5 separate regions of the Mus musculus genome follow, and regions 1, 3, 4 and 5 are each linked to region 2. A link is a loop called in an ENCODE intact Hi-C map of the cell type or tissue named here. Cell type or tissue: heart. All regions are shown on one strand.

Evidence for each region. A loop is a pair of places that touch in the nucleus more often than their neighbours do. Peaks named below come from ENCODE experiments on the same cell type or tissue, not always from the same donor. Only the 100,000 strongest peaks of a DNase experiment are listed, where the experiment ranks them.
Region 1: it touches region 2 in a loop (2.5-fold over the local background); 5 of 42 quality-filtered maps call a loop at or near these places.
Region 3: it touches region 2 in a loop (9-fold over the local background); 38 of 42 quality-filtered maps call a loop at or near these places.
Region 4: a loop joins it to region 2, with 9 times the contacts of the local background. A loop is called at or near these places in 14 of 42 quality-filtered maps.
Region 5: a loop joins it to region 2, with 2.0 times the contacts of the local background. A loop is called at or near these places in 4 of 42 quality-filtered maps.

Annotation. Positions count from the first base shown.
Region 1 is chr10:95,498,942-95,503,941 of GRCm38, forward strand. It overlaps Mrpl42 (mitochondrial ribosomal protein L42), which reads right to left and starts at 3,008. Exons shown (of 6, transcript NM_001359476.1): 1 at 2,965-3,008; 2 at 1,442-1,581. The coding sequence starts at 1,508. In heart, a CTCF peak has its summit at 2,958; a DNase peak (open chromatin) is centred at 3,030; H3K4me3 peaks cover 1,843 bases; H3K27ac peaks cover 1,281 bases.
Region 2 is chr10:95,892,999-95,897,998 of GRCm38, forward strand. Gm33377 (a long non-coding RNA gene) reads left to right here. Exons shown (of 5, transcript XR_380700.2): 4 at 1,203-1,291; 5 at 3,714-3,813. Among named protein-coding and RNA genes, the nearest start is that of Gm24433, 3.1 kb to the right of the region's middle. In heart, a CTCF peak has its summit at 1,942 (motif pointing left); a DNase peak (open chromatin) is centred at 1,913; H3K4me3 peaks cover 920 bases; H3K27ac peaks cover 847 bases.
Region 3 is chr10:95,547,952-95,552,951 of GRCm38, forward strand. It overlaps Nudt4 (nudix (nucleoside diphosphate linked moiety X)-type motif 4), which reads right to left. Exons shown (of 5, transcript NM_027722.5): 2 at 4,535-4,645; 3 at 3,498-3,542; 4 at 1,825-1,909; 5 at 1-1,539. The coding sequence ends at 1,337. Among named protein-coding and RNA genes, the nearest start is that of Mir3058, 8.9 kb to the right of the region's middle. In heart, CTCF peaks have their summits at 2,700 (motif pointing right) and 3,921 (motif pointing right); no DNase peak of the experiment used is centred here.
Region 4 is chr10:95,487,955-95,492,954 of GRCm38, forward strand. It overlaps Mrpl42 (mitochondrial ribosomal protein L42), which reads right to left. Exons shown (of 6, transcript NM_001359476.1): 5 at 2,292-2,458. Among named protein-coding and RNA genes, the nearest start is that of Mrpl42, 11 kb to the right of the region's middle. In heart, a CTCF peak has its summit at 1,896 (motif pointing right); no DNase peak of the experiment used is centred here.
Region 5 is chr10:95,086,315-95,091,314 of GRCm38, forward strand. No RefSeq gene overlaps it. Among named protein-coding and RNA genes, the nearest start is that of Gm29684, 57 kb to the right of the region's middle. In heart, CTCF peaks have their summits at 2,006 and 3,896 (motif pointing right); no DNase peak of the experiment used is centred here; H3K27me3 peaks cover 449 bases.

The DNA.
Region 1 (5,000 bases), 390 kb before region 2:
ATGGCCAGAATGTTCAGTTAACTCTGAGCTAACTTAAACTGTCCCCAATTCAGTCATCCCAAGGTCCTCTGACTAACCTGACAAGGAGGCCCTTGTCCACTCAGCTTCTGCTACTAAAGGGAGACCATTAGTTTTGAAGTTGTATGTGGAAAAGGATGTTAACATTGGTGGCAAAGCAAAATGGACAATTTAAAGAGAAAGGACAAAGAGCATCAAGAAGAAGCCCTCCCATGTGAGGGACATTCAAAACTCTCACACACGCAATCGACATCGGGTGTGGATGTTTTAAAGCTCATGAAGCCATTTGAAGCATCTGGTCTCATAACTTACTTAAGGACAAAGAAGGATGACAGAGAACGTATGACTAAGGTCATGTGACAGAAGGCTTTCTAGAAAAGTAGGATTAGGTAAATTCCAACTGTTTGGTTTTTTTTGGTTTTTGTTTTTTTTTTTTGTTTTTGTTTGTTTGTTTGTTTGTTTGTTTGTTTTTCGAGACAGGGTTTCTCTGTGTAGTCCTGGCTGTCCTGGAACTCACTTTGTAGACCAGGCTGGCCTCGAACTCAGAAATCCGCCTGCCTCTGCCTCCTGAGTGCTGGGATTAAGGCATGCACCACCACGCCCAGCTCCAACTGTTTTAAAAAGTAGTGAGCAAAACAGGGTTTGCCTTGCCTCAAATGACCCCAAGTTACCTATTTATTGCTTTGGGGAGGCAGGGTGTGAAAGCAGCTAGCTGTGAAAAGCAGGATTTTCACATGCTGTTTACTTATGAGCCAAGAGGCTGACTATGAAGCACAGATTAATAGACTTTCAGGAAAAATGATCTTTAGAAAGGAGGCACATTTATTTGTTTAATGGCCATATCCACAAGGGGAAAAAACCTACAATATTAACAGTGATGATCCTTGGAAGATGGGGCTGTGGGCTTCCTTTTTATTTCTAAATTTTATGAACTACTAAAAAAAAAAACAAATTAAGAGGTGTAAACTGTAGTGAGTCTAAATGTTCTACAGGAAGGGGAAGCTACTCTACCAGTTCACCTGAATCCATTTTGGATCGTAATGATAGCCAATGACTAGCCTAGATCTTTCACTCAGCATTTATGCACATCTATATACACAAAGGCACACTCATACAAACACACACACACATCATCATCACCACCACCATCATCATCTTTTAAGCCCACAACAGGATCATTCTGATAAATCAGATTTTCTTCTTTCTCTACTTAGTGATCTTTCCACAATGATAACAGCTTTATAATATTCATAGTTACAATGTAACATAACTTATTAATCCCTTCTTTGACTGGCATTTAAATTTTGTCCCCTTTTTATGACTGCAAATAGGAGGCATAGAGAATAACCAAATGCTTTAAATATTCTATATTTGAAAAACCACAAAACATTTTTAAGCATTTAAAAAAAAAAATCTCACTTACTTTGGATTGGAAGTAAATGCTTCCAGATAGTTCTGTTTGATATCGCCCATTTTACTGCCGCAGCCATGATCCTTAGCAAGTGATTTGAAAAAACGATATTGTGAAGTGAAAGCTGTTGCTAGGCACACAGATTTTCGTTCCTGTTTAAGAGAGAAAGAAAATCGGCTACAAAGGTAAAGTTAAACACTAACATCAAGGTAGGAACCATTAGCTAGTGCTCATCATTTGAAAACAAGGCTTTTAAACCTGGCCGTTCCAGTTTAACAACAGGACAAAGTCACTGAGATCAAAATATGAGAAACAGAGCAACTATTCCGCTATCATTTCTCTTAAGTGCAACTTTCTCAGGACTCTGCACAGTCGGCTTCACTTACTGAGTGCTTAGCAGAATACGTAATTAGAAAGTCACTCACACATAATACACGCTGCAAACTCTTCCTCAAATGCTAGTGAGTCTACATTCTAGCTCCCAAGTCCCACCCATAGGATCCTATCACTTACAGTAATGCTGTTTCTGATGAAACTAAATATTCAACATGAAAAACTTAAGAGGAACCCATCGATGTCACTATCTCATCTCCTGTCACATAACATTTAAAGATGCAGCAAGCATATTTATTTCGAATCATGAAAATTTAAAAGGACTTGCTTCCAAAGACTTTAGTGTTGCTCACTTACAAACTGGAAGATTTGAGGCAAGTCATTAACTAAACGACCTTCCAATTCTTCAGTGGTAAACTTCAAGAAGCAACCACAAATTTCATGAGATGGTGTAAATAAACGGTAATTACTGTGCCCCTATTCTCTATTGGTCTCAGTGACCCTCTATAGGCAGGAAAGGGATTAGGATAGGGCTCTCTTTATTTGCACGCAGATGCCAGACATCCTAAGAGCGCCGCGAATGGCAAACCCTGAGTTCATTCAGCTAGTTATTTATGCCTTGCAACCCACTTTCTTAATATTCTGTGCTCTTTCAGTTTATTGGGAACGAAGGCTGAGAAAAGTCAAATGCTTTATTTTGGTAGTTCACTGTCTAACTGGTGGCATGCACGGAAAGAAAACCCACGTCTTCTGATTACAAGTCCAAAATCAAAACGTTTGTGGGGACCTTCCTCTGCTCCATGCTAGCATACCCAGGGGAGGGTCAAACTATTGCTCCAAAGAGAGACTTTCCAGGATGAGCCCCTTGGCACGGAATTCAGTTCCAAACCAAACACCCCGGTGGGGCTGAAGTTCGAGCAACAGTAATACAGGGACTACCACCCAGGAGCCGGTTCAAAGACTTGAATCAGGAGGAGTCTAAGGAGTCGCAAGGTCAACTTGGTGCAGGCTGACGCCCGCATGCACGCCGAGGTGTGCTACAGGAAGGGCGCAACCACACGCCGGCCCTTCTGCAAGATGGAGCCTGGGGACACCGGCAGCCTCGTCCTGCCTCCAACGACAGACATTAAAGCCCTCAATGCCTACGGACAAGCCTTCCGGGCCTGTAAGGAGAGGGCAGCGGTACCTCCACGGCTACTCACCGCGCGCTCGCCATCTTGCTTCAATCTGGGTCCTAAAGGCGCCGTCCAGCGCGCGCTATACGCGCGCGAGGCACTCTGGGAGTTGTAGTCTCTGCCAGGAAAGTAGCCCTAGTTGCAGAAAGAAGGCGGGGCGGGCAGCTGTGGCCAGGCTGCATTTGTTGTGGCCCCTTGGACTCAGGATTCCCAAAGGTGCCCAGACAACAAAATCGCTACCCTCCCGATTTTAGTAGCAGGAACTATTTAAAATAACATCAAAACCAATGTTATACTATTATTCAGAGAATATTAACATTCTCTAAAATTTATGAGCCTATTGGCACCAAATTCAGCTCCAAACCAAATGGATGAATGTGTTTTTCATAATGGATCAATTAAGTTTTCTCAGAGAAGACAAAATGCCAGAGAATTCAAATGAGGGGCCCAGGACTGATATATTTGAAATGAAACCTAGAGAAGCTTTCTCAACCAATGGATCTGATAGATGTAGGAGCTGAAAGGAGAACGTTCCGGGTGTGGCTTTGTCGACTGACTAGGTTAGTCAACAACCTACAGGAGAGGAAAGACTGATAGAGCAGGTTAGAAGTTGTCTGGTAAGGGTGGGAATGGATTCCATTCAGGAGCTGTTGATTTGGGGATTCGCCTGAGACACGCAAGCGGCGATATAATGAAGGTAGAGAGATTTGTTTAGAGAGTAAAGGTTGGGCTAGATAGGAGTATAAAGCCATAGGATTGAGGGCTGGGTATGGAGCTTGGTGCTAGAGCATGCCTGAGACCCTGGGTTTGATGTCTGGCACCACAAAAACATGAATAAAGCTATGAGAATAATGAGTTGGTCAACACATTGACCTCGCTACTCCGGAGACTCCTCCTGCAAGTCTTTAAATGGCTCATGGTTGGTAATCCCTGTGTTCCTGTTCCTCAAACTTCAGACCCACCCACCGGGGTGTTTGATTTGGAACTGAATTCAGTGCCAAGGGGCTCACTCATCCTGGAACGTCTGACCCTCCCCTGGGTATGCTAGCATCGAGCGGAGGAATGTCTTATTGAGATGTAGCTAAAATGGAAGAGGGCTCCAAACAGGGCCAAGGAAATCTAACATATATCACCTAAGAGGCCACCTAGCATGGGAATATCTGAAAAGAGACAGTCCAACAAATAATTGTTAGTATTCCTTCTAGACTCCGCCCAATAGGTAGACCTGTCTTGCTATAAAAGTGGCTCTTTGGCCCCCTGCCCCCTGTTCTCTCCCCCTCCTCTTCTCTGTCTCTGTCTGTACCCCCTTCTCAACTCCCCTTCTCATGCCTCCAAATTATTCTATGCTACACCTGTGCTATGGCTGGTACCTGGAGGGTGGGGTTGGGGACGCCTCATCATGAGCCCACCAAGGCAACCCTTCCAACCTAATTTGCATGGAGGTCAGTAACTTTCTACACTCTGACAGTACATTCAAAAGTTGGGTCTAGTTGAAATATAAATTTTTCCATGCTTCTGAGTTTCATACAGACCGCGAGTTATAGTTTACTTTGCCTTCAAAGTTCGTATGACAAATTGACATTATATTTGCACTTCTGTCTTTTCTTAAGAGCTTAGGAACAATCATGGTGGTGCAAGCCTTTAATCCCAGCACTCAGGAGGCAAAGGCAGATGGATCTCTGTGTTGCGGGAAATATTAAAAATGACCAGCAGGTTTCCCACGCTACTGCCGGCAACTCTCTGCCCTGGCATGTTTCCTGGGCCTCTGCCTCTAAACTAGCCCCATCAGCAACTGACCCTGGCGTTCCCCACGTGATTCGGTTCACTGCCTCAGTGCTGCCCGTACCCTCTCAGCCAAAATCCCCCTGTGGTCGGTGGTCCCACATTACAGTAACCCAGTAAAACAAAACTCTAGAAGCTTATAATTAACAAGTCAGATTTATATATCAATAAATTCTCAATTCACAAGATGCCTACACAATAATTTCAGAGCCAATTGATAATAATACAAGCGGCCCACCTAGATCAGACAACTTATCCCAATTATTCTATCCCTATGTGAT
Region 2 (5,000 bases):
CTAGAATTTATTACGTAATCTAGCCTGGTTTCAAATTCATGGTTATGCTCCTGCCTCACATCTGTGATTACTCAGGTAACAGGTACAACACTCCCAGCCGAGAGTCCTGTTTGCTGACCTTTTTGAGATGCTCACAGACTCTGGTGGCAGCGTTTCCACCGTGCTGCAGGAGCCTCCCCCTGGCCCTCAGTACCTTTCTACCCTCTGTGACCATCCTCTTGGATGCTCCAGCTTTGTTTGCCTGTTTATTCAGGCAATGTCGAGAATCCCTTCGAGGAGCTCCGTCCCAGTCTGACTTGCATCAGAACTTGGCACTTTGGTGCCCGCTTCGTACTAAGTTAGAGCAACGCTGTATTTTTTTAAGAGAAGGGAATTTTGTTACCCTTGTACACATTGAAAAGATCTATAGATGCAATTAGTCAGAAGCACGTGTCGGTAAGTATGAACGGTGAAGGCGGGGCGTGCTGGGTTCTGTGGAGCATGCGCTGTCTCCCCCACCAGCCATGCAGTGCCACGCTGCCACATTGTTGACCCTCGCTTTCACCCCACTTCCAGACATTGACAAGTGAAGCCTTTGGAGCCTCAGTCACTCATGACTTGCCTCCTTTGTTACCTGCCTGATCTGCAGTCTCATGTTGGCCCTGATTCATGGTGGTCAGCACGTAAGGTTGTTGTGCCTGGTAGGGGCAGAAAGGTAGAATAGCTGTCCCCATGCCACGAGGGGGAGGTGGGGATGGTTGTGAGCCACCTTGTGTTTGCGAGCCACCTTGTGGTTGTTGGGAATTGAATTCAGGATCTCTGGAAGAGCAGCCAGTACTCTTAACTACTGTGCCATCTCTCAAGCCCCTCAAACAATTTAATTAAAGCAGTTCATTGGGAAAAATGATATTTTCCTACTCTGTAACAATTAAAAATGTGTTTTGTTGGATTTTAAAGGTAGTTGGGGGAGGTGGGTCATTGTTAAAACAAAAATATTCCTTGACCTTCATTGAGTTTTACAAACTCATTCATTTATTTTAGGTGGGGGGTGGGGATGTATGTGCATGACTGTGGACATCAGGGGACAACCTGTGACAGTTGCTTCTCCCTTCTGACGCTTGCATGCCAGGGATTCAAGTCGGGCTGCCTGGCTTAGCAGCCAGAGCCTTTACTGCTAAGCCGTTCCATTTCCTCAACTGCAATGTACTGATCTGTGTTTCTAGTTTAGCCACTGAGCAGTACCACAAAATGGCTGTGACCTTGAACGGACAAAGAACTCAGGAAGTGACAGTTCTGGGTGATGATAAGACAGGTAGGTCACAGCTTTAAGAATATCTCCCTCCAACTTTCCCTTGAAATGTGTGACTCTCACCCTGCACCGTGATGGCTGGAGTCCGTTTGTTTCCTGGTTAACTCACCCGCTTCATTTCTTCTCTGTGGGCTAAGCACGAACCCTAGCAAATTTCAGGGATGCAATGCCGGTCTGAGCCGCAGCTGGGGTGTGCCCGGTTCACACTGTCCACAGGCATCTCCCATTTGGTTTTAAAGCTCTAAGGTCCCCATTTCCCAGCATGACCTAAGGATGGAATGTGTGTTGCAGAGGCTTGTCAACGTTCTCTCCCTCCAGAACCTGCAGCCTCCCGGGTCCCAGTCTTCACGTTCACAGAGTACTCCTCTTGCTTGCTTCTCTTCCCTTTGCTTCTCTTTCTCATCGAAAGACCCAGACCTGATGCCAGTTCTTTTCCACAGGAGAGCACTTTGTGTGTCTCTAGCAGCTTCACAAATTGCTTTATGGTTTCATTTTGTCCATTAACTTTGTTTTTGAAGCAAACTGTGTAAAAACAAGCATCAAGTCTCCCGTCAGCTACACCGCAGTGCTTGCTTTTCTTTTTCTCAGACTCCAGGGACAGCGCCCTGCTGCTTTCTGTTGTTTTTGGTTTTTTTTCAAAGTGAGCCAGCACCCTCTGTAGGCCAACCTGTGCAGAACGCCTCCAACCAAGTCAGCCTGGGGTTTCTAATGCCATTTGACAAATGCGAGACCATTTGTCAAAAACTATCCTGGAGAATCCATTCAACTATCGAGGGACATAAAAGCCGAGAACTGGCTCTTTTGGTTGAGTTGCAACATCCCTAATTGGGACAGTAGACCACTAATGGGAAAGAAAGCTCTCCCTCTACCCTTCTGTCTCTGCTCACACCCACATGTTAATGCTCATGGTCTTCGCTCCACTTGTGACAGATTCATTTATTCAGTGGCTCTTGGTACTTCCATTGGGTGACAGCCTCCATCATAAGATCTGTCGTGTTTTATAAAAAGAAAGAATGCAGGGATATGTTTGGTTGTAGGTGCGGTAAGGTGTGGGGGAAGGGGTGCCCCTGCGGACGCATGCTGAAACATCTCTTCCCCCTGAGGTACCAGTCACATATAGTATAGGATAGTTTATTCAGGGAATGGGGAGGTGAGCTGAGAGAAAGGCAGAGGTGGGGTGGAGAAGAGAAAAAGAGAGAGGAGAATAGTAGAGGAGTAGAGGCCGGCCGTGAGCACATGGAGAGATTGGGGGGGATGGGGGGAGAGGGTAAGGAACAGGAACAGGAGTAAGAGAAAGAGGAGGGGGCAAGCAGCCCCTTTTATAGTGAGTCAGGCACACCTGGCGGTTGCCAGGTAACTGTGGGGCGGAGCCTAGACTAATTGCCAACAAGGTCTGCTGTGGGGAAATAGATTGTTTTTATTCTAATGAATGTGTAAGAACACTGACCTCTAGATCTTAAAGACGAAATGCTTGGTTGGAGACAGTGTCACAGTAAAAATACTTTCCTAGGGGCTGGCGAGATGGCTCAGAGGGTAAGAGCACTGACTGCTCTTCCAAAGGTCCTGAGTTCAAATCCCATCAACCAGATGGTGGCTCACAACCACCCTTAATGAGATCTGATGCCCTCTTCTGGTGTCTGAAGTCAGCTACAGCGAATGTACTTATGTCTAATAATAAATAAATCTTAAAAAAAAACTTTCGTAGCATGCACAAGGCTGATCTGTAGTCTGTCTGTCTGTCTGTCTCTCTCTGTCTCTCTCTCACACGCACACAAAATAAAATGAATAAGCACTCTAAGAGTATAAAGCAGGTGATCTGGAGAGAGCAAGTCATCAGGGTAGTCATGGTGGGATTCTAGATGGCGATGCTGAACGGAGATGTAGATGAAAGAAGGACAAATTCATCAGCTGCATGTAGTCCTATGACCATGGCCAAACCCACACCCAAATCCGAATTTCTGTGCTTTCTTAGTTGCATCCCACATGCTGTGTGTTGAGTTATCCCATAAGGACTCTAAAGGAGGAGTTAGCTCTTACAGCTGCCCATCACAGACTCTTTAGAACTTTGGAGGTGGCAGGCTGGAAATCTGATCAACTGGGGACCACGTGGTGTTACACAGTGGGGTTTTGTATGTTTTCCTTATATGTACAAAAGAATTGCTGCTGTCCATGACCCATGCGGAAGCAAGGAAATGGCTTCCTCTGTGTGAACAGTTCTGGGGGTGAGGATCAAATCCATGTACGTGATAAAAGATTGCTCTGTCACTGACCTACCCCTTGGCCTTTCATGGTAGAATGGCTGATGCTGAACTTACTTTCTGTATTGTGAAAGGAGTCTGGTTGTGTATTTATATGGCACCTTTAGACTTTTAATTAATTTATTTTCTTCTATTGCTTATTTAATCTTGGAACTCTCTCTATGCAGCACAACCTGGTCTTGGACTAAAAATGCAGTTTTGATCAAGAAGAAGGAAGACTAAAGTGTGGATACTTCAGTCCTTCTTAGAATGGGGAACAAAATACCCATGGAAGGAGTTACAGAGACAAAGTTCGGAGCTAAGGCGGAAGGAAGGACAATCCAGAGACTGCCCCACCTGGGGATCCATCCCATATACAACCACCAAGCCCAGACACTATTGCATATGCCAGAAAGACTTTGCTGACAGGACCCTGATATAGCTCTCTCTTGTGAGGCTATGCCAGTGCCTGGCAAATACAGAAGTGGATGATCATAGTCATCTCTTGGATGGAACACAGGGCCCCCAACGGAGGAGCTAGAGAAAGTACCCAAGGAGCTGAAGGGTTCTGCAACCCTATAGGTGGAACAACAATATGAACTAACCAGTACACCCAGAGCTTGTGTCTCTAGCTGCACGTGTAGCAGAAGATGGCCTAGTTGGCCATCAATGGGAAGAGAGGTCCCTTGGTCTTCCAAATTTTATATGCCCCAGTACAGGGGAATGCCAGGGCCAAGAAGTGGAAGTGGGTAGGTAGGGGAGCAGGGTGCGGGGAGGGTATAGGGGACTTTTGGGATAGCATTTGAAATGTAAATGAAGAAAATAACTAATAAAAAATTGGAAAAAATGCAGTTTTGGAGGACCGAAGAGATGACTCAGTGGTTAAGAGGACTTGCTGCTCTTTCAGAGGTCCTGAGTTCAATTCCCAACAACCATATGGTCGTGCACAAACCATTTATACTAGGGTCTGATGCTCTCTTTTGGCATGCAGTTATATATGCAGATAGAGCACACATATACATAAAATAAAAGTAAATGAATGAATGAAAAAATTCTGGCAGAAAACAAATGCAGCTGTCTTGCTTTAGCCTCCCAATTGCTGGGATGATAGCCATGGACCATCATGCCTGGCTAACATCTATCTACCTGCCTGTCTATCTGTTCATGCATTTACCCATTGATCTGTCTGTCTGTCTGTCTGTCTGTCTGTCTGTCTGTCTGTGTATCTTGTCTCCTTGGTATCCCAGGCTGGCCTCAATCATGATCCTTAGCCTCCCAACTGCTGGGACTGCTGATATGTACTACCATGTCTGGCCTAATTAAAGTTTGAATAAAAGGAAGTGTTTTGACTATTAGAAACTCAGAATATCATTCTCCACAGGCTCATTCTGCATGAGCTGTTGTTTTGAAGGTAATATGATAACTTCTGAGCAACAAATGGGGCTGGGCAGGAAACCAGGTTCCTCCAGGACACA
Region 3 (5,000 bases), 350 kb before region 2:
CGATCACGCTTGGTTACACTACATAATTTAGAATGAGTACTACTGGCTGAGTTCTTCTGCTTTGGAATCTAATGCTTTTAGTTCTGCTGCATCGGTGGCCCAAGATCTCATTATGGAAACGGTGCCAGTTTTCCTTACAGGCAAGGACCCTTGTCAGCAGCACTATTACAGTTTAAAGGTTAACAAGCGACAGAACAAATGTCTTCACTGTCTTAAGCTTGCCAGTTAGAGTATTTACAAAAGGTTAATAATGGCTAAAGATCTTTTCCTCTTCTCCCCCTTCACTTCCTCCATGAAGTCATGGTACTTTTTCATGGGATGGCCAATTTTGAGTCAGCACAAAGGCGAGGTACAATAATTCTTGGCTCGAATGTTCTAGTTTCCCCACAGTTAACTCATCTGACTCGTCACTTACTGACCCTCAAGACAGTGTCTTAGGCCTAGAACAGCCATCTTATTTAGTGTGACAAAGTCGTCACTGACCGGCATCCAAGGTTAGTCTAGTCCAGTGGTGAACAATGTCTCTAAATCAGAAACTGAAAATATATTTAAAGAGTACTCACCCTTGAGGGAAATGTGGCCCCTAATAGAGTCTATGTCAAAGAAGGGAAATAGCAGCTGAGCGTGCTAAATAGATTTCTATAACCAGTTTCAGGATGAGCTATGCAGAGCCACGTGTAAGTACTGACAGTTTTCCCTAAAAGACGGCACACTTTCACATCAAATCACTGTGGCAGAGGGGAACCGGTCCTAGTACATGGACCGTGACATAATTCTGCCTGTGAACAAATTCTCAGAAACAGGAAGCTGAAGTGCTTTGTCAAAGGCTCCTGGCCCATACAAACACGGCCCAAATCTGCAGTTTACAAAGGGAGAATATGACTCTCTTTAAGTTTTGGGGTGGATAGATTTCTTTAAATACCAAGAATTTTTCATTAATTCCCAACAAAGATTTGGTGTCTATTTTGATACTGTAAGAAAAAAAAAAATTGGGCAAAAAATATACCCAATAACCAGTTGATCTGTCAAAACAAACCATAGAATGTTAAGTGGACAAAAGTGAAAATGTCAAAAAGGTTATAAAAATGAAAACCAAAGGAATGGGGTACAATGAAGGCTTTAAAAAAAATTCCACATGGCTTTGGCATCTTAAAATATTTTTTGCTATTTTGTTATTTATTTTAAAAGACTTGAAAGCAGATGAAATACATGCAAATTATTTGAAATCCCTGCATAGCAAATACAGAGTTTGCCAGCAGCAGTCAGGTGTGTTAGAAGTGAAAGAGCCTCTCCTTGTGACATGTGCATCACATGATGGGGGAGGGACCCCAACCCTCTATCTTATACTGGATGGCACCCCAGAGGGCGGCGCAGCAGTCACAAACAAGGCATTGTTATCTGGGAGGGAAGGGACCGAGGAATTTCCATTGGTCGGAGAACAGCCCAGCTTTAGTTTTTCCAGATACTCTGCGTGGACAGGCTTATGACACTGAAGAACCTTGATTGCATCTTCTACTTTGAACCACTCTCTCTTCCTTCCTAGAGAAGAGTACAGCAGCAGTCACTGTCAGGTCAGTTTAAGAAGGCATACCCTACTAATATACAAGATTTCCTTTCTTTCCCCCCAAACAATGAGTTTTTTACTTCCTAAATGACTTAATAATATGGTAGGGAAAAATCATAAGGTAGTTCAAAAGTAGAACTACATGTTCACCCCTCTCAAAACAGTAACCAAAAAAATCAGTTAAGAAGGAATGGCAGAAGGTGGGAGGGACCAGAAGGAATGGCAGGTGGGAGGGACGGAGTAAAGGAACAGAAGCTCACCTATATTCACGGAGTCTTCCCAGTCTTCCAATATTTCAGTGACAGTCAGAACATAAACATATGTTCTGTGCTTCCGGTCTTGATTCTGCTTGAATAGAGAAAAAAAGCATTTTAATTCAGGGCTCTGGCCCAGTGACCAGCACGGCTGTTTCCAGTGTGACGGTGCATAGTGTAGCAATGCAGACAGAAGTGTGTATATATAAAACACACACCTCAAAATTGGCATTGGCAGGATGGCTCAGCACAGAAAAGCTGAGTTGGATCTTGGGAGCCTACAGTAGAGGAAAATCATTCCCAAAAGCTGTTCTCTAGCCTTTACACGTGTGCATACATGAGCACAGGCATGCACGCGCGCGCACACACACACACACACACACACACACACACACAAAAAAAAAACTTTGCACTGAAGATGGTAGGCATAGTAGTAGTTCACAGCTGAAATCAGAACCTGGAGGACCAAGGCAGGAAGGATTCAGTTTCAAGGCCGCCTGGACTACCTACCTAGCAAGTTCTAAGCCAGCTGAGGTCAGATTTACGATCCTGTCTCAAGACCAAAGACACTAGTCTGGGTATGTTGGTGCACCCCAGAAACCTCAGCATTTAGAAGCTGAGACAGCCTGCATTACAATGATGTATCTCAAAATCTGAAACGGGAGGTCCAACACCGCCAATGGGAAATTGCTAAAAACATGTCACGTGCTGTGATACTCTAAAGGGAAAAACTGCTGGCTGCCATTTCCTGTCAAATAGTGTGCTGTCTCCTTAACCAGTTAAGTTTTAGTTATGATTTTTCTTTACAAACTGGCCATAGTGACAAAGGTGTAATTGGTTTCTACACATTATCACAGAAAAATTTGTATTTCTCACTTTAACCAGAAGATGGTGCTATGTAACCACAGATAGGCATTTTGTGTAATATTTTAAGAACTACATTTAAAAATTTTTTATCTTATGTGCCTGCATATGCCTGAGTGAGGGTCAGGTCCCCTGGAACTGGAATTACACTTGTGGACGTGGGTGCTGGGAGTTGAACTCAGGTCCTCTGGCAAAACAACCAGTACTCTTACCTTGAATATTCTTACCATTGAGCCATCTCTCCAACCACAAGAACTGGTGCCTTATCAATTCCAATACATACACACTTGAATTCCTAAAGGCTTAATTAACTCTTGGTTCTACCAAGAAAGACTGAGCTAACTCTTACGTTTTGATGAGGGAAGACCCCGTACTTGTGGCACAGCACACACCACACTGACTAGGGATTCACTGACTTCTCAACCCAGCCTCTCTCTCCACCGTCCCCTTGCTGAATTCCATCCTGCCTCGTTAGTGAGAGAACACAAATGAGGTTTATTTTAGCATTTATTCCTTGTACCTGAGTTTTCCGTGGTCCTTCAAGTCACTGTTTGTTGTTCAGCGTCACATGCTGAACTAGACAGAACCCAGTCGCCCCCAGATCTTAAGACCTAGATCTCAGACTGCTAAAGATGCTGCCTATGCCCATGTGGCCAGTCTTTGTGTGAGCTCTACTCCACGGTCAGACATGGGTAACTACCCAGCCTCCCCCGATGCTAACCAGTGGCCTGCCTGCTGGTCGTTTTAGAGGAACCTGGTGCAGGCTGCTGTTAGGAAGAATCAGGAATCAAAGTGAGGGCTATTTTGTGACTCACCTCAAATATTCCGAGCAGTCTGCCTAGCTTTCCTTTGACTCCAGCCTATTAAAAAAGAAACAGGCTAGGTAAGTAAAATGCTTATCTTCATAATGATTCATTATAAGCTATGTTTTGTTTCAACTTCTGAATCTAAATAGTTCAGGCGTTCCCTAGCAAGTTAGCTGTCTAATTGTAAATTTCTTGGCCATACCAAGACTCACTGCCTATGTATAGAATAATGGCTCAATTCACACACAAATCCCAATTGCCTGGATTGATTAGATGACTTTCATTTAAAAAGAAATGACATGGGTGATAAAAAATGAACTTCTTATCAAACTGAAGGAAAACAATTTTCTGTATGAACTAACAGACTCCCCCCACTTCTCAATTTTTAAAAATTTTCATTTATTGTATGAGCACTTTGCTGCATAGACATCCTTAGGCCAGAAGAGGGCATCAGATCCCCTTATAGATGGTTGTGAGTCACCATGGGACAGTTGGGGATTGAACTCAGAACCTCTGGAGAAACAGCTGAGCCATCTCTCCAGCCCAACTATACCTTCTTACAAACCTGCCTTCTTTTCCAGGCAAGAGCTACAATTCTCTAGCCACCATTCAAAGGGTCCTGATTCCTCACCCCTGTTACTATAGCAACAGCAGCAATGGCAGTGCTTCCTGTCAGTGAAGCTGGGAAGCATTTCCCCCAGGAAGCCCATCTCCCAAGACTAAAACCTTCCTGAATGTACCCGGAAGCCCAGTGACAGAGTCTAGCATATACTACACACTTCTACCTTACATGGTCTCATCTGAGTGTAAAGCCAAGTTCCAATCCTGAGGGAAGGGACAATCAGGCCACTTGAGATTTTGTGCATGAAGGTGTGACACCTTTTATTATTGAATTTTAAGGCAGTTTGAATGTAATCTAGACAATCCTTATAAACATTGCAGAAGAGAACACTTCTGTCAACTGCCTGCTTGCATTTGCTCAGGATTACCTGGCAAAAAGCCAGAAGACCCTCCTGTAAAACCCCTCAAGACAGCCTTCATCTCACCTCTTCATACACTTCCCTCACAGCAGCACCGCCAGGCTCCTCCTCCGGCTCCATCCCTCCTCCTGGGACAATCCATTGGTCTGGGTACCGACTGCTACTCACCAGCAGCACCTGTAGAACCCATAGTAGCCACAGACTTAGGCACTAAGACACAGATAGCATTTTCATGGCTGTTGCTGGACTCTGGATTAATCCACTCTGAAATCTCACTGAAATTATTAAGGGCACACATCAACAGGATACAGACTGACATCACTAAACCATCCTACTTCTGCAGACTCATTTATATTGGGGTGTGTGACTTTGGCTAGCCTGGAACTCTGGCTCCTCTGGGATTATTTAAACTACCAGATTTAAGAAGTGCAGTTTTTGAAGGGCAGTGGTGGTGCACGCCTTTAATCCCAGCACTATGGGAAGCAGAGGCAGGCAGATTTCCGAGTTCCAGACCAGCTTGGTCTACAGAGTG
Region 4 (5,000 bases), 410 kb before region 2:
GTAGAGCTCCACGGAACAACACACTGCCCAGCATGTTGGGCCCTCGGGCTGATCCCTAGCAGTGCAAGAGAAGACATAAGGAGTTTGGGGGAGGGGAGGGTGAGATTGGGACTACAGCTCAGAGCTCAAAGACTGCCTCTAATTCACAAGGCCCTGAGTTCAATTCCAACAATACAAAAATAAATATATAAATAAGCAAGTAAATAAAGCAAACATGCTTTTATTTAAATGGGGTGTAGGGGTGGTGAAATGGCCTTGTCATCAAGCCTCAAGACCTAAGTTTGATCTTTGGAACCCCATATGAAAGGTGATCACCAACTCCCCAAGTTGTCCTCCAACTGGCCCATGCTTCCCCCACCACAAATAATCAAATAAATGTAATAAAATTGTATTTGTAAAGAGGATAAGCTGGGCAGTGGTGGCGCACACATTTAATCCCAGCACTTGGGAGGCAGAGGCAGGTGGATTTCTGAGTTCCAGGCCAGCCTGGTCTACAGAGTGAGTTCTAGGACAGCTAGGGCTACAAAGAGAAATCCTGTCTTGAAAAAAACAAGAAAAAGAAAGAAAGAAAGAAAGAAAGAAAGAAAGAAAGAAAGAAAGAAAGAAAGAAAGAAAGAAAGAAAGAAAGAAAGAAAGAGAGAGAGAAAGGAAGAAAGGAAGGAAGGATAAATAAACAAAGGAACAAGTAAATAGGGCTGGTGAGATGGCTCAGTGGGTAAGAGCACTGACTCCTTTTCCAAAGGTCCTAAGTTCAAATCCCAGCAACCACATGGTGGCTTATAACCACCCATCACCCATTATGAGATCTGACACCCTGCATCTGAAGTCAGCTACAATGTACTTATATATAAATAAATCTAAAACAAAACAAAACAAAACAAAACCAAAAAAAAACCAACCCAAGTAAATAGAAAGGCCTGGGAGCTGCCTCAATTAAAGTGTCTTCCATGGAAGTATGAAGACCAGAGTTCAAATCCCAGCACCTATGTAAAAGGCAGCCTGTAAGGCAGTGGACACGCATAATCCCAGAACTGAGGAGGCAGAAGCAGGGGCATCCCAGGCCATGCTGGCCAATCGGTCTGTGTAATCAGTGAGATCAGGTTCAAGAGAATGGCCCTGTGCTCAAGAGCACTGGCAGTTCTTCTAGAGGACTTGGGTTCAAGTCCCAGCACCCTCTTGGTGGCTCACAACCATCTCTAAATCCAGTTGTAGGAGATGCAATGCCTCGCCTCCTGAGGCACTGCACACATGTGGTGCACACACTTGTAAGTAGGCAAAACGTGGACATAAATAAAAATAAATAGATCTTTAAAAGTAAGTAAATAGGGTGGGGGGTGGCGACGACAGTAAATAAGGTAAAGAGTGGCTGAGGAGGGCACGCAGCATTCACCTCTGGCTCCCATGTTCACGCACACTAGCACAAAAATGCGCACACACAAAGACAGACTAACTTAATCACACAAGGAAAGGGAAACTAAGGCCATAGTCAGACACAGGACAAGAATAACACAATGTGCTGGGCAGTGATGGTGCACACCTTCAGCACTTGGAGGCGGAAAAATCTCTGAGTTCGAGGCCAGCCTGGCCTACACAGTGAGTTCCAGGACAGACAGGACTACATAGTAAGACCCTGTCTCGAAACACAAAAAGAAAAAAAGAAGGGAGGGAGGGAGGGAGAAAAACACTATGTGAGCATTGTAAACAGAACTGCAAGTAGTTTTTATAGGAATTAAGGAGATTTACTGACCAATCAGCCTGCACAATTGGGGAGAGGGGGATAATAATTCAAAACTCTGTTAGAAATGGATAAAGGGTGTCTGCAGAGATGGCTCAGAGGTTAAGAGCACTTGCTGCTATTGCAGAAGATACAGGTCCTGTTCCCAGTGGCCACAGGGTGGCACCAGTTCCAGGGGATCTGGTGTACTCCCCAGGTCTCCGGGGGCAAACACATGTAGTGTACTTACACAGACACAAATCACTCATACACGCAAGATAAGGAAATAAATAAACCTTTAGAATAAAGAAATGGGTAAAGTGCTCAGAATAAGATCAGTAATTATCAGGAAAGAAAATGTAAAAACTGTAATAAAGGACTAGCACAAGCCAGCAGAATTTCAGAAAGACTTGCATTAATAAAGTGTTAATGTTGCTTGAACTCCAGGATATGCAGACTGAGAAATACACCATGGCACACTTGGTCAATGTTCCCACACAGCACCACTGCAGAAGCTGTTGATGCAAAGGCAGAGGTGAGCGTGTGTGGTGGGAGCCGAGGGACGGGATGGACTTACTGTCCGTGCGGGTACCAGCGATGCTTCGTGGTGTAGAACACCTTGCTCAGTTGTTCTATCATGGGCCCTTGCTCCAGCTGCTTGCTCTTTCTAACTTCTAACTTGGCTTTCAGGATCTGCTCGTGGGTTTCCTCATTATTATGCAGAAGATCTGGTTGAGGGATGGGCTATAAAATAAGCAAATTACCAACGATGAAATGTAGAAACGTAAGCCGGAACTGACCGGCTTTGTGATGAAACAGCGACTGCCCTCAGCCATGCACCCCCTTGCCATTCAGTGTTAAGTTACCAGAGCACCTTCAGGTAGCTGTATTATCCAAAGTCGGAAAGACTCGTCTATACACAAAAAAAAAATTTTAGGTTTACTTTCCAATAATAAAAGTTCTTACTCAATTACTTTACCTCATTGATAAGGTACTTATTATTTTTTTCCTATTTCTCCTATATACTGGGGCCCATGATTTTTTTTTTTTTAATCTGCAATGTGGCAGGTTACCTTACATATTATTAAGGAAAGAACAATGGAAAATATATAACAGACCTCTGTGGGGGTTGAGTAAGAATGGCCACCACAGGCTTCTCGTATGTTTGAACGCTTGGTTCCTTCCCAGTTGGAACTGTCTAGGAAGGATTAGGAGGTGTGTCACTGGAGGTGGGCTTTAAGGTTTCAAAAGCCCATGCCAGACCCAGTCTCCCTCTCCGCTTGTAGATTAGATATAAATTCTTAGCTACTGTTCCAGTACCAGGCCTGACTACCTGCCACCATGCTCCCTGCCATGAGGGACTCACCCTATGAAGCTGTAAGCAAGCCCCCAACGAAATGATTTCTTTCATAAAGCTGTCTTGGTCTCTGGTCATACAACTAAACCCTTACTTCCCTCTCTGAAATCAGGAGTAACAGCGGGTAGATAAGAGTAACATAAGGGTTGATGCAGACCAAGAGAATGGTGATGTAGTGTGCCCGATAGTCCTCACGTTCTTAAAGATTCCAATAGATGGTAGTTAGTGACATTTCCCCTAAGGTCCCCCCCACAGGATACAAGTGCTACAAGTATATTTTAAAGAAGTACTCCTTAGACAATTAAAAATCTTGAAGACCGACTCTTATACAAAGCTGAATATCAGTCACTGTAAATGATTATCCCTTGAAAGGGTCTAACAAGCATAGCATTATACTGTACAAGCTGTCAGAATCGAAATGGAGCAAAATAAAAGTGTATGTGTAGCAATCAGGGGCTCTGAGAAGCTCTCACATACATACATACATCTGATAGCAAGAACTAACAGAGCCTCACAGAACCCACAACCCTGCACAAAGTCCAAACTTACAAACTGCAAACATATACCAAAATTACACACTGCCCAGCAACTTCCTGGTTGGCCTCGAGCTAGAGCAGCCCTTGTTACTGATTCCTGTGAGGGGAACTGGTGTGGCAAACTCCTGTAATCCTCTTCAGCTGGCCTTCAGAAACGTTGTTCCATCCTACTGAGTACAGCAGTGTTCATTTCTGTGTGGTTCTAGCAAATACACTGTATCTACTCCTGCTGCTACTTGGCTGACAGGACCTTAAATAAGGTCTTTAGGTTTTGCTATTTGTTACTAATGGTCGAATGTTTTAAGGCAGGCATGTTGGCACTCACCTGTGATCACAACACTGTGGAGGCTGAGACAGAGGACTGTCACTAATTTGAGGACACTCTCAGTTACAGAATGAATTCTACGATAGCCTGGATAACATAAAGAGACCCAGCCTGGGCTACAGTGAGACTTACCTCAAAAGCCTTACCAACTGTTTGTTGGTTTTCAAGATAGGGTTTCTCTGTGTAGCCCTGGCTGTTCTCTGACATGCTCTGTAGACTAGGCTGACCTTAAGCTCAAGAGATCCACCAGCCTCTGCCTCCCAAATAATACGATTAAAGATGTATGCCACAATAGCCTGGCTAGACTTCCCCACTTTAATTAAAAAAAAAAAAAAAAAAAGTTTGTAAATATTAAAAAGAAGGTGTGTGGGGCTGGAGAGATGGCTCAGTGGTTAAGAGCACTGACTGCTCTTCCAGAGGTCCTGAGTTCAATTCCCAGCAACCAATTGGTGGCTCCAACCATCTGTAATGAGATCTGATGCTCTCTTCTGGTGTATCTGAAGACAGCAACAGTGTACTCATATAAATAAAAATAAATAAATCTTTAAAAAAAAAAAAAAAAGGTGTTTGGGGCCAGCAAGATGACGACAGATAAAAGCGCTTGCTGAAAAAAACTGGCGGCTGAGTTTGATCCCTGGTACCCACATGAAGATAAAAAGAGAGAACGGTGTCTACAAAGTTATCCTCCGGCTTCCACACTCAGTCCATGTGTCTTAGTCACTGTTCTTTTGCTATGAAGAGACCCCATGACACAGTAGCTCTTACAAAGGAAAGCATTTAATTGGAGCTGGCTTACAGTTTTAGAGGTTTAGTCTATGATCATCATGGCGGGAAGGATGGCAGCATGCAGGCAGTAGCTGGAGAAATTGCTGAGAGTTCTACATCCAGACTCAAAGGCAACAGGAAGAGAAAGACACTGGACCTGGCTTGGGCTTTGGAAACCTCAAAGGCCCCTGTGACTTCCTCCAACAAGACCACACCCCCTAATCCCTCTCAAGTAGTGCCACCCCCTAATGGCAGAATATTCAAATATATGAGCCTATGGGGCCAGTATTTGGATCTTTATAA
Region 5 (5,000 bases), 810 kb before region 2:
TGACCACACACCCTTCCTAGCAGACACCATTTGAGAATGGCTTGGCGTCATTCACCCTTCAGTATGAATATATGGCTTAGGCTCTCTACAGAAGGAAGGGAGCATTAGAAGAGGCTGACGACTTTCCTCCCAGCGACCTCCTCCCTTCTCAGTCCCTGTTCTCCACACCCATTATTCTCTCTCCTCCCCACCCATGACGAAACTTTCCTAATAAGCTACCTCAGTGTCGCTTTAAGAAGCCGAATAGTCTAAACTCTTCAAGAGCCGCTTTAGTAAAGGAAATGTACAGCCTAAGGCAAGAGAAATCTGGGGGTGTCGACCAATGAGGTGACTTTGGTCAAAACTCCCTTTCTGAGCTCCAGTTTCTTCAAACAAGAGGATTTAAAATTCCTTCCTGGTTCTATACTTCTGTGACAAAACATTAATTTAAGGTAGTTCACCTTTTTTTTTTTTTTTTAAGGAAGCTATCCAAGACTTTCTTCTTGCAAGACTCTGCTGCCACTCACCGATGTGCCCACACTGCCCTCCTCTATTGATTGAGCTCCCACTTCTCTTTTCTTCCCATTATCTGGGTAATCTTTCTTTCTTCCTGTTCCTCTTGAGTAAGTGCCACCCATCCTCCGAGGTTCTTTTGAAGGCTAATGTATTTGCTGTTTATATGCTGACTAATGGATGAGACTGAAGTGTGTGTGGCAGGAAGCGAGTCCCTTGCTCTCAAACCTGCCTTTCTGCTTAGTAAGTATTGGTTAATTGCTGGCACAGTTGAGAGGCTCAATCTGTAGTGGCAGATCTGAGCAGCATCACAGTTGGTAACGGTGCTAGGAGATCAGCAGACAGCTACGTTTTTCCCCTTCCCAGTCACATAGAAAAGATTGGCCTTGACAGACCTCTATCCGGGCAAGTATATTAGGGCATAATGTGGCACTCCAGAATAGTGGAAAAGACTCAGTTCTGTTTAAACATATTTTATCTCATCACCATTCAGTCTGCAAATACTCACTGTGCAATGACCCTGTACCAGGCGCTCTGCTAAGTACTTTACATAAGTCACCTTGCTTGACGTTCATCATAAATCCCATTAGGTTGTTAATATTAGGTTCCTACTGACGCGTGGGGACACAGATACGCAGGGGAGTTAAATAACTTGCCTAGGGTCACTAGAAAACAACAACAAAGCCAAGAAGAGTCCATCCCAGGCTGCCTGATTGCTAGAAGCTGAGTGCTGACCCAGGCTTCCAGCCATGCCTTCAATAAGTACAGGCTCCTCCTTCCATCCTAGAAACCAGGAGAGACTATTTAGAAGACAGGTTATTGGGATTCACAGAAGCCCTACAGACAAACACAAGCTGTCATGGAGCACACAGCAGGCCATGGGAAGGCTCCCGGGATGTCACATGCATGTGGTATTTCCTACAACAAGCTGAGGAAGGCCAATGATGCAGGGCTCTCCATACCAAGGTCATGAAAGAACCCACAAAGTGAACGGCCGTGGGAAGGGCGTGACTGTGTATTATAAAGACAGATAGGGAGTCGGCAGAGGAGGGAGACTGGGGTGTCTCACTGGGGTTCCAGAACAATGGTACTGACTGTATGCCAGGGTGGCAGGGTTCTACGAAGAGAAGAATGATGTAGTAATCCGACGTATGCATCAGGGAGCTAACTCAGTTTGTAGTTTGAAGTTAAATGAAGTGGGTGGGGTAGGGTGCATATGCCTCTAAACCAGCACAGAGAAGGCAGGGTACACTCAGAGCCAGCCTGGACTTCATAAAAAGATTCCGCCAAGAAAGAAAGGGGGGAATGTGTAGCAGGCTCCTCCCTTTCCAGCAGAACCCAGGGCTTGTTCAGCATTCTCTTCTCACAACCATGGCTGTTAATAAGAATCTTCCGAGATGTTCTGGAGAGGTTTTCTCCCTCCTGCGTGAAGCCTGACAGGACAGATGGCTGTCCTGTCTCTGACTACGCCGAGTACAGCACTCAGAAGGGATCAGGTGGACTAGCTGGAGGATGAAGCTGCCACTTGGGGGAGTTTGAGGCTAAGAGATGCAGAGGGCTCAGTGTAACCATGGCTGACAGACGCGCTTCGGCCCTGAAGCAGCAGATCCTTGGAAGGAAACTGCTCGTTGGTTTGCTGACTTGCTATTTTCTTTTAGGATTGTTGCTTCTGGCAAACCTAGGCAGAAGGCTCGCTGCCACCACACCAAAGCTGGTTTCTGGCTTTTGTCTGGAGACATCTCCTCTCAGTCCTGCCACTCTCATCCTCCCTGTGTGGGACACACACGAGCTTTCAACATGCCCACAAACCCCTCGGTTTCCAATTGAGTTCAACACCAGTAAGCTTCGGATTGGGTGGGGGCAGACTAGTGAATTTAGAGTGCTGAGTTCCTGTTACCTGGGAACCTGCCTATGGTTACCGTATAACTCTAATTTTTTCAAAGTCTATTTTTAATGATGGTTATTAAATGCTTTAACCTCCCTTTCAACCCACCAACCCACCATAGGCAGTGGAAAAGAAAGGATACAAAGGCAGTGGACCTGTTTAGAGGGGTTCTTTGGAGCAACTCCCATCTGTGTCGTCTGGAAATTGACAGTTCTGTTCACAGGTTAGCTACAGCAGCCTGATCCACTCACAGGCACTTTAACTGAGACACCAGCAGACCAGTTCAGTAAAGTTAGAGTTAGCAAACAGGAATCAGCAGCGGTGGCATGACCTAGCAGAGACAGCCAGGCCTCAGCCTTGGCACAAGTCAGTAGGAGGGATGGCAGAAGTTCTTGGCTGTGCCTCTCTCAGCAAAGTGAAGATCAGTGAAGACAGTGGAGACACAAGACCAACAAGCATTGCACAGCTAGCTCTATAAGCAAGCCTAGCTCAGCCTCCATCACTGTCCATTGAGTCCTTTTTATACTCCCTGCAAATATGTGTCCTCCACAGGTCTCGCCTCAGCACATGTGTCTGTCTCAGCTGACACCACTCTGCCAATCAGCCCAAGTCCTTGGAATTGGCAAGAAACTGCAGCACACCACCCAAAGTTTTTCGGCATGTTTCTCTCTATGGAGTCTTGACAAATGCAGCTCAACTACACAAAGGAAGGTGGACCAATACATGCTTTGCTAGTGAGGAATCCTTCATCATATGTCCTTTCACCTTCTTGCTTTAGCAGAACGTTCTTTTTCATGTGTCCACTTCAGCTAAACATTCCTTCACATGTTTGCCCCAGCAAAACACCATCCAACCGACTTTCCGAAGAACTCTTACGTTTCCACTTCACTACAATCCTTATGGAAACTCTCTAACTCCTATAAAGCAATCCATTCCCCAAGCCTCTAGATTCCAGAAAATGCTCCCTGCTGTTGCTCCTTGTCTAACGTGGGGAAACCCTGCATCCCACTCCTTCACTGATCATGCCTGGGTAACTATCAGCTCTCTGGTTTTCTAGAACCCCACCTTGAGTCTACTTCTCTGTTGTGTTGGGATTTCAGCAGGGCTTGTTCATGGTGCTCATCTGGGGCATTTGAAAAACAGATGCCAGGGCAAACTTTAATAAGTAAGCACAGTCAAACCGCAACCCCAAGAAGCCAATCGGGGAGAAACACCAGACAGGAGCATTATAGACTACTGTACAATCCAGCAGAGGTTTGCCAAGACTGATGGGAAGTCTCAGGCCAAAGGCAGACATCAGAGGAGTCCTCTGTCTCCTAGGATAGGCTGTCTCATTCTTACTGGGCTCGATCCCTGCTTAGGACAGAGTATGGCCTCTATGGAAATCTAGTGTTGGGCTCCAGAGCACATACTTCTCTCCTGTGAGAGGCAGCCGATGAGGTATGATTTTTTTTCAGGGACCCCCCCACATTCATTCCATCAACACTTAAGAAAAAAAAAATTATGTGAGTACACTGTCGCTTTCTTCAGACCCACCAGAAGAGGGCGTCAGATTTCATTACAGATGGCTATGAGCCACCATGTGGTTACTAGGAACTGAACTCGGGACCTCTGGAAGAGCAGTCAGTGATCTCAGCCGATGAGCCATCTCGCCAGTCGGTCGACACTTTTGGTATTATCTCCAACCTTGAATGTTTTCACCTTGCTATAATGATTTTCCCCAACAAGGTTGTATTCAGGTTCAAAATGTGACAAAGCACGATGCTGTACACTTTCCATCCCAGCATTTGGGAGTCAGAGGGAGGTAGATCTCAACGAATTAACGGCCAGTCTGGACTATAAAGTGAGATTCCGGCCCATGGGTGCTGCATAGCGAGGCCCTGTCTAAAAAGAAAGAGAGAACAGAAGGAAAATTCTTAACAGACAGACAGACAGACAGATGACTGCAAAAGAGCTAGCTCCTGTACTTGAGAATGCGCCTGAGAGAAAAGTTCAGTATGCCTTCTCAGTCAGATAGCTATGTCAGCATACCCTGCTACAAAAATATTGGCTGGCTGACTTAGCTAACGATGCAGTCTTGGTGTTATTTATTATCTTACAAATTTATAACCCCAGTGTTCTGATGATTAGACAAAGTCAAAACCTGACCTTGTCAGCATGCCAGCAATTTATCTATCTTCAAGTCAGGCTCCTGTTAATCACATTCAAGAGGCTGGTGGGGATATCAGCTTGCCCGCTGCATGCAGAAAGCACCTTCAGAAGGACATGAGCATTTGAAGGCCTGCGGATCAGTACATTGTTCCCCAGAGGAAGCTAAGATCTAACTGAAGATTTCTGAATGTGATGTTAGATGAAATAGACCTAGACTACCTGGAAGGTTCTATCAGCGCAGTAAGATGTAACCTCCTGCCCTGTTCACACCATACAAGGACATTCTTTCAGGCAGAATGGGAATTCTAGATATACCCATGCATTAGGACAGATGTTATAAATCTACTAAGCTCACTTTTCCACTGAGTAGATTTCTAACAAGCACGACCAACGTTCGACTCCTCCCCCATTTCCATGATTGGCTGTCGGATCTACCCCTCCCCCTCTCCGGCCCAGCCAGTTCCAAGAGCTT